Linked DNA regions of Homo sapiens: region 1 is linked to region 2. The links are chromatin contacts, found by Hi-C or POLR2A ChIA-PET in ENCODE. All regions are on one chromosome and are shown on one strand. The core of a region is the stretch at or near the end of the contact, and the rest is flanking DNA. Distances in the headings are between cores, read along the strand shown. Region 1 has its middle 89 kb from the start of EDA2R. Region 2 holds the start of AMER1 (APC membrane recruitment protein 1).

Region 1 (3,426 bases), core at 826-3,325, 2.5 Mb after region 2:
GCCTGCCACAGCGCCCGGCTAATTTTTTGTATTTTTAGTAGAGACCGGGTTTCTCCATTCACAGGATGGTCTCGATCTCCTGACCTTGTGATCCGCCCGCCTTGGCCTCCAAAAGTGCTGGGATTACAGGCACGAGGCAAATTCATTTATTATTCAATATCATTGGACACGTATTATATGCCAGGCATATTGAAAGGCACTGGGAAAGCAACACTCATTTAAGAAATATTTGTTGTGTATTTATTTGGGTATGAATAAATAAAGTTGGGGTGGACTCTATTGTAAGTACAGTATTAAGAACAGAGAATACTTTTAGAATCCTAGCAGACCAAAACAGAAAAGGCTCATGGAGATCCTCCCATATTAACCAATCTCCTTCCAATTTCATAAACTGAGACCACAGAGAGGTCAAGTGACTTGTCACAGAACTAATACAAAGGCAAAGCTTTAAATGTGAAACAGGTCTGATCTGATTTCCAGTCCAGTGCTCGGATTACTACTTCCAGATCTGAAGCTGGAAGGTGTTAATCAGGAAGACTACAGAGATGGAGATGGCAAGTATGAACAGCAAGAAACTGAGGGATCGGAAGAGGACGTCTTAAACTGGGGTTGTGTTTTTCTACATTCAGAACCCCAGAGTTTTGCAAACATTACAGCTAAAAAAAAAAAAAAAAAAGAAAAGAAAAAGGCAACATGAAAAAGACAACATTAGAAGGTCAAGGAATGGTGAATTGTAAGATGTGCATGCTAAAGCAGTGTATCCAGTCTTCGAAGGAAGTAGGTCAGGTTAGAAAGTTGTGATTTCTCCAGTGATTCTTTGCTTAACGACAGAGATACATTCTGAGAAGTGCACTGTTAGGTAATTTTGTCACTGTACTAACATCACAGCATGTACTATGATACAAACTTAGATGTCATAACCTAGGCTACATGGTATAGCCTATTGCTCCCAGGCTACAAACCTGTAAAGCATGTCATTGTACTGAATACTCTAGGCAATTGTAACACAATGGTAAGTATTTGTGTATCTAAACGTAGAAAAGGTACAGTAAAAATATGGTATGAATGATAAAAAAAGATACACTTCTATAGGGCATTTACTAATGAGTGGTGCTTACAGGACTAGACACAATTCTAGGTGAGTCAGTGAGTGGTGGGTGAAATGTGAGAGCCTGGGACATTACACTACTGTTGACTTCATAAACACTATAAACTTGAGCTAGGCTAAATTTTTTTTAAAAAGTTATTTCTTCAATAATAAATTTACCTTAGCTTACTGTAACTTTTTTTACTTTTTTAAAAACTTTTTGATTCATTTGTAATGAACACTTAGCTTAAAAGGGAAGCATATTGTATAGCTGTACACAATTTTTTCTTTATATCCTTATTTTTATAAGCTTTTTTTCTATTTCTTAAATTATCTTTTTCTTTCTTTCATTTTTCTTTCCTTTTTTTTTTTTTCACTTTTTAACTTTTTTGTTAAAAACCGAGACAGAAATATGCACATTAGCCTAGCCCTACACTGGATCAGGATCATCAAGATATCATTAGGCAGCCAGACGCGGTGGCTCATGCCTGTAATCCCAGCACTTTGGGAGGCCGAGGCAGGCGAATCACCTGAGGTCAAGAGTTCGAGACCAGCCTGGCCAACATGGTGAAAAACCATCTCTACTAAAGATACACACAAAAAAATTAGCCAGACGTGGTAGCGGGCGCCTGTAATCCCAGCTACACAGGAGGCTAAGGCAGGAGAATTGCTTGAACCTGGGAGGCAGAGGTTGCAGTGAGCCGAGATCGTGCCATTGCACTCCAATCTGGGGGACAAGAACAAAACTCTTTCTTAAAAACAAACAAAAAAAGATATAATTAGATTATAGAAATTTTTCAGCTCCAGTTCCATGGTAATCTTATGGGACTATCATCATATATGTGGTCCATCATTGACATCATTGATCCAAACGTCCTTATGCGGCTCATGATTATTTCCCTAGGACCACAGTCAGGGAGGAAAAAGATGTACTCCAGCGACCTCTGCTGAATTCCAAAGGCTGCGGCCATAGTTCCTGGTGACGCAGACAGTCTGATAAAAAACTAAAATGGCGGTGTCGCCCGTACACGTCGTGCAGCAGAGCATGACGGAAAGGACTCTGCTGGAACGACTGGCGGCACAGACTTAAGGCCGGACTCCACTCCCCACCCTCTGTAGTTGGGGCTTCATACCCCTGAGCTATGATGGCACCTTATTGTGAAAACGCCCTGAAAGTGCGAAGAGGTCTCTAAGCCACAGGTGTGGCGATGTTGTTGTCATTACCAGGGACATTCCAGTAGGCGGCGATAGAGGGCAGTATGAGTGCCGCAACCACGCCCTACTTTTTCTAGAGCTGGGTTGTTAAATGATAGGGTTTGATAGGGTTTGAGGCCGAGTCAGAGTTTAAGAATGGTGGAATTTAAACTTTAAAGCTAGGAGTTTTCATCTGAGATTCCTACCGGAAATACACAAGGGTTTGTAGCAGTGGTGAAGGTCAGGAAGTGAATTCCTTGAAATAGTATATAAAAATAAAAACGTAAATTTCTCTGCACTTGTAGGGAGAGAAGGTCCATAGCTTTCATCAAAGAATTTGGTGAATCCTTGCCTTAGGGGTTGGGGCTCCGGGCCAGGGACAACATAGTATAACAATAATGCAGAACTGTAGAGCCAGACTTTCTGGTTTCACATCTTTACCTCTCTAAATCCTTCCTATGTCATCTTAGGCAATGCACTTAACCTGTTTCAGACTCAGTTTCTTTATCTATAAAATGAAGATAACAGCTGTGCTGACTTTTTAATAGACATTCTGACTGGCATAAGATGGTACCTCGTTGTTTTCATTTGCTCTTCTCTGATGATTAGTGATGTTGAGCATGTTTTCCTTTTTTAATTTTACTTTAAGTTCTGGGATACATGTGCAGAATGTGCAGGTTTGTTACACAGGTATACATGTGCCATGGTGGTTTGCTGCACCCATCAACCCATCATCTAGGTTTTAAGCCCCTCATGCATTAGGTATTTGTCCTAATGCTCTCCCTCCTCTTCCCCCACCCCGACAGGCTCCAGTGTGTGATGTTTCCCTCCCTGTTTTCATGTGTTCTCACTGTTCAACTCCCACTTATGAGGGAGAACATGTGGTGTTTGGTTTTCTGCTCCTGTGTTAGTTTGCTGAGAATGATGGTTTCCAGTTTCATCCATGTCCCTGCAAAGGACATGGACTCATCCTTTTTTATGGCTGCATAGTATTGCATGGTGTGTATGTGCCACATTTTCTTTATCCAGTCTATCATTGATGGACATTTGGCTTGGTTCCAAGTCTTTGCTATTGTAAATAGTGTTGCAATAAACATACATGTGCATGTGTCTTTATAGTAGAATGATTTATAATCCTTTGAGTA
Region 2 (3,225 bases), core at 220-2,719:
CCTCTGCCTTGCCCATGCCCACGCCGCTGCAGCAGGCAGGCAGAGCCGCAGAGGAAGATGTTTGTGTGTGGAACAAGGCTCGCCTTGACCCCGCGGCCCTTGCCGAAAGCAGCCTGGCCAAACGGAGACCAGCTCTGCGGGGCCAGTCCAGCTGCCGCCTAGGCGCTTGGGCTGTGACGCATGTAGCGGGCACAGCCCCTCACCACCGGGGGAGCCAAGCAAAGTCCAGCGTTCGGGCGGTCACCAGTGTCAGAAGTGTCTCCAGCAGACAATGACAGGGGCCTGGCGGGCTGGGTATGTTAAGTAACTGCGAAGTTGGAGGGTTTGGCCACCTCGCTAGCTCTCCTGTACACAGAGATGGTATGATACGTTCCGTACTACAATGAGGGCTCCTTCGGCCTCTGGCAAGGAAATGCCCCCCAAACACCGTGCCTATTGCTATTTTTAAACGGGAGGCTGGAGAGGAAAACGCGGCCAGTATCCTCCAAGGGAAAAGGAGGTGAGGCGAGGCGAGGCGGGAGACAAAGCGGCCTTGCAGCTCTAACTCAAGGACTAGCTTGCGCCGCTGCTCTAACCCAAGGACCAGCAAGAGCCCGGCTGCCAGCCAGCCTGCCCGACCGCGGGGGCGGGCGCCAGATGCGCCCGGAGGCCCAGGAGGAGGGGCGCGGCTAGTTGGGGCCACAAGGCCAAGGTTCTGAAGGGAAGTGTGCGACTGAGCTCAGCCCACAGGCCCAACTGAGCTCCTCTGGGGAGGGGGCAGTCTGTGGATGTCCCAATCCACGCCAAAGCCGGTCTCCGTCGGGCCCAAGCCAGCACGCCAGCTTGAGTCCGCAGAAAGGAGGGAGAGGCTGGAGATGCACAGGGGAGGGGAGGGGCGGCAGCCAGGCAGCCGGAGAGAGGGGTGAGCGGTACCCGCGTTACACAGCTGTTCCAGCAAATGTGCTACAACAAAGCTGCAGAGCTCCTGGCCTACAAATGCATGGCTTGGGGTGCTGGCTGGCGGCGCCCTTCCCGGGACTGTGCGGCAGCACGTGCGGGCCCATCCCCGCCCCCCCGAAAGCCGGGAGGCTTGGCCCAGGCTAGCCTGCCTTCCTACCCGCCCTCCCCAACCCCCCTCCCCCCAGCCGTGGTCGCTTGTGCCCAGGGGACTCAAGGCCGCTCTGCCTCTCCACCCGACAGTCCGCAAAGCGGGTTCCAAAGGAGAGGGGCGAGCGACCGGGACTCCGACCCGCCTAGTCCTTAGTGCCCTCCTCCAGTCCGTAGGAGCAGAGCACGCGGGAATGCACCCGACCGCGGGCAGGCGGAGGCTCCTGGCTGTACGCAACGCTTACCCAGCCCGGTCAGGTTCCTAGCCCGGTTATTGTCCGCTGAGCCGCCCTGGGCCGGGCTGCAGCCTCGGCTGCCACGGCTGAGAGCGCCGCCACCGCAGCTGCTGCCGCCGTCGCCGCGGCTCCAGTCACCTCCAGCACTGACTCCCCTTCCCCAGGCTTTGGGTAGCTCCCCCATACCCCCTCCCCCAGTACTCCAAGGCCACCGGGTGGGGCATCTGCGTCCTGATTGGCAGGCATATGGCCCAATCGCTATGGTGGGAAGGCGTGCCCCGGCCCGCCCACTGTTTTCCTTGGTGCGTTTCTCTTTAAATGCAAATAAGTGCAGGCGTGGTGTTGGCAGGGGGCGGAGAGGGTGCGGAACCACTGGCTGGGGCTCCCCACTCCCGCCCCCACGCCGGGCTGGTAGTGGCGTGGCTACACCGTGGCCTCAAGGAGCCAGTCCTGCCCGGATGGGGCTCGCCGGATCGGTTTCGGTTTTCACGCACTCCCATTTCTGTGGCCGCTGTGCATTCGCGGTACTGTGCCCTGGCCGCCACCAGGACGTTTATTCCTGAGCTAGAGGCCGGCGGGGAGTAACGAGGCAGAGAGGTTGAGGAATCTGGGAAGACTGCAGAAACCTAAGGGCCGGCCTATCCTTAGTCGTAGAGACAAGGCCCTGCGGATCGCGCCGCCAGGCCACCCAGAGGAGGGACTCACCTGCCAGGAAAGCTAGCTGCAGCGCCTGCGCCCTAACTTCGTCCGCCTCTCTGGCACACCAGTGCCCTTAGAGACCATAGAGGCCAACTTCCACCCGTTACCGACGGGCCCTCTGCTGCCCAGAGTGGGGAAAGTCCCTCCCCACAGTTACCCAGCCTGCCGGCGACAAGGGCCAATTTGGAATCCAGAGCCCCGGGCTCCCTTTCCAGGATTGCTTTCACTTTTCTTCTCTGAGATGATACCTGTTTCCATAGTTTGACCCTCACCCAAATTTCGCACCTTCTATGGAATGTGGAGGGAATCCCCAAGGTCTCCAGAGTCCCCCTTCCCCCATCCTTTGTGAGCCTGGCTTTCGGCAGGCCTTTTTCCTTGAAAAGTCTAAATATTGAGAGGAAAATCTTGTCTGGGCCCAAACCGGAGGTCAGGCTGAGGACAAAGTGAGGAGGCCTGTACCAGCCTTGTCTGCTACTGTGTGTGGGATGTGGCAGGGAGCCCGGCGAACTTGGGTCTCTAGCCTAAGGACATTAAGTGGCATCAGTGGCTGCCAGGGCCAGGTGAGCTGAGGCAGCAAAGAATCTAGTTCCACCACTAGTTCAAGAATATCCAGAAGGCCCAGCCCTAAAACTCTGTGTGTGTCTAAAAAGGGAGGTGGGTGGATTAAAGCTGAGGATAGAGAGAAGGATTAGAGAACAATGCGTGCTATTTTTGCATTGCAGGAGTGTTCTCTGCTGCTTCTGGGTCCTGACAGTCTTGAAAAGATCCAGCTGCTGAACTGGTAAGAGGTGGACTGCTGCCTCTGCATGTGTAGAGCACAGGAACTGACATGGCTGCTAGGGATCTGACTCTAGCTCTACCTCAGACTTGCTGGACACCTTGGCCAATTCATTTTTTTCTCTGGGCCAGGGCATCACCCCACCTCCACAAGGAGAGGGTAAGCATCATCAGGCTCCCTTGATATCTTTGAGATCTGACAGTTCAACTCATTTTTTTCTATAATATTCCATGATCTTCCACGGAATATTATAGAAAATATAGATGTTCCATGACCTTCCATGGCATTCTATACATTGCCAACAAAAATCAATATTGAACATCAGACTCCCATCCTAGTACTGAGTCTAAATAAACGATGAGGAGTAGGGAGCTGCTGCTGGCTCATTATGCAACTTTTTTCCCATCTGGATGGCTGGACTATAAA

Evidence for each region. A loop is a pair of places that touch in the nucleus more often than their neighbours do. ChIA-PET counts read pairs that join two places held with the same protein, here RNA polymerase II (POLR2A). Pooled maps may share reads with other maps.
Region 1: a map of naive thymus-derived CD4-positive, alpha-beta T cell shows a loop between it and region 2 (16-fold over the local background). The contact joins the enhancer-like site here to the promoter of AMER1 in region 2. A Hi-C loop is called at or near these places in 1 of 168 maps with a recorded cell type or tissue (naive thymus-derived CD4-positive, alpha-beta T cell) and 7 of 50 pooled maps. POLR2A ChIA-PET finds 5 or more read pairs at or near these places in 1 of 52 experiments (T-cell).

The regions. Positions count from the first base shown.
Region 1 is chrX:66,726,861-66,730,286 of GRCh38, forward strand. No RefSeq gene overlaps it. Among named protein-coding and RNA genes, the nearest start is that of EDA2R, 89 kb to the left of the region's middle. Within about 2 kb of position 2,076, at least 9 of the 41 ENCODE cell types and tissues checked have a DNase peak (open chromatin) inside an H3K27ac peak, as active enhancers do.
Region 2 is chrX:64,204,239-64,207,463 of GRCh38, forward strand. It overlaps AMER1 (APC membrane recruitment protein 1), which reads right to left and starts at 1,470. Exons shown (of 2, transcript NM_152424.4): 1 at 1,332-1,470. LOC112268307 reads left to right here and starts at 1,708. Exons shown (of 4, transcript XM_047442706.1): 1 at 1,708-1,846; 2 at 2,744-2,802. The coding sequence starts at 1,781. RefSeq lists silencers at 577-636, 1,617-1,716 and an enhancer at 1,847-2,006.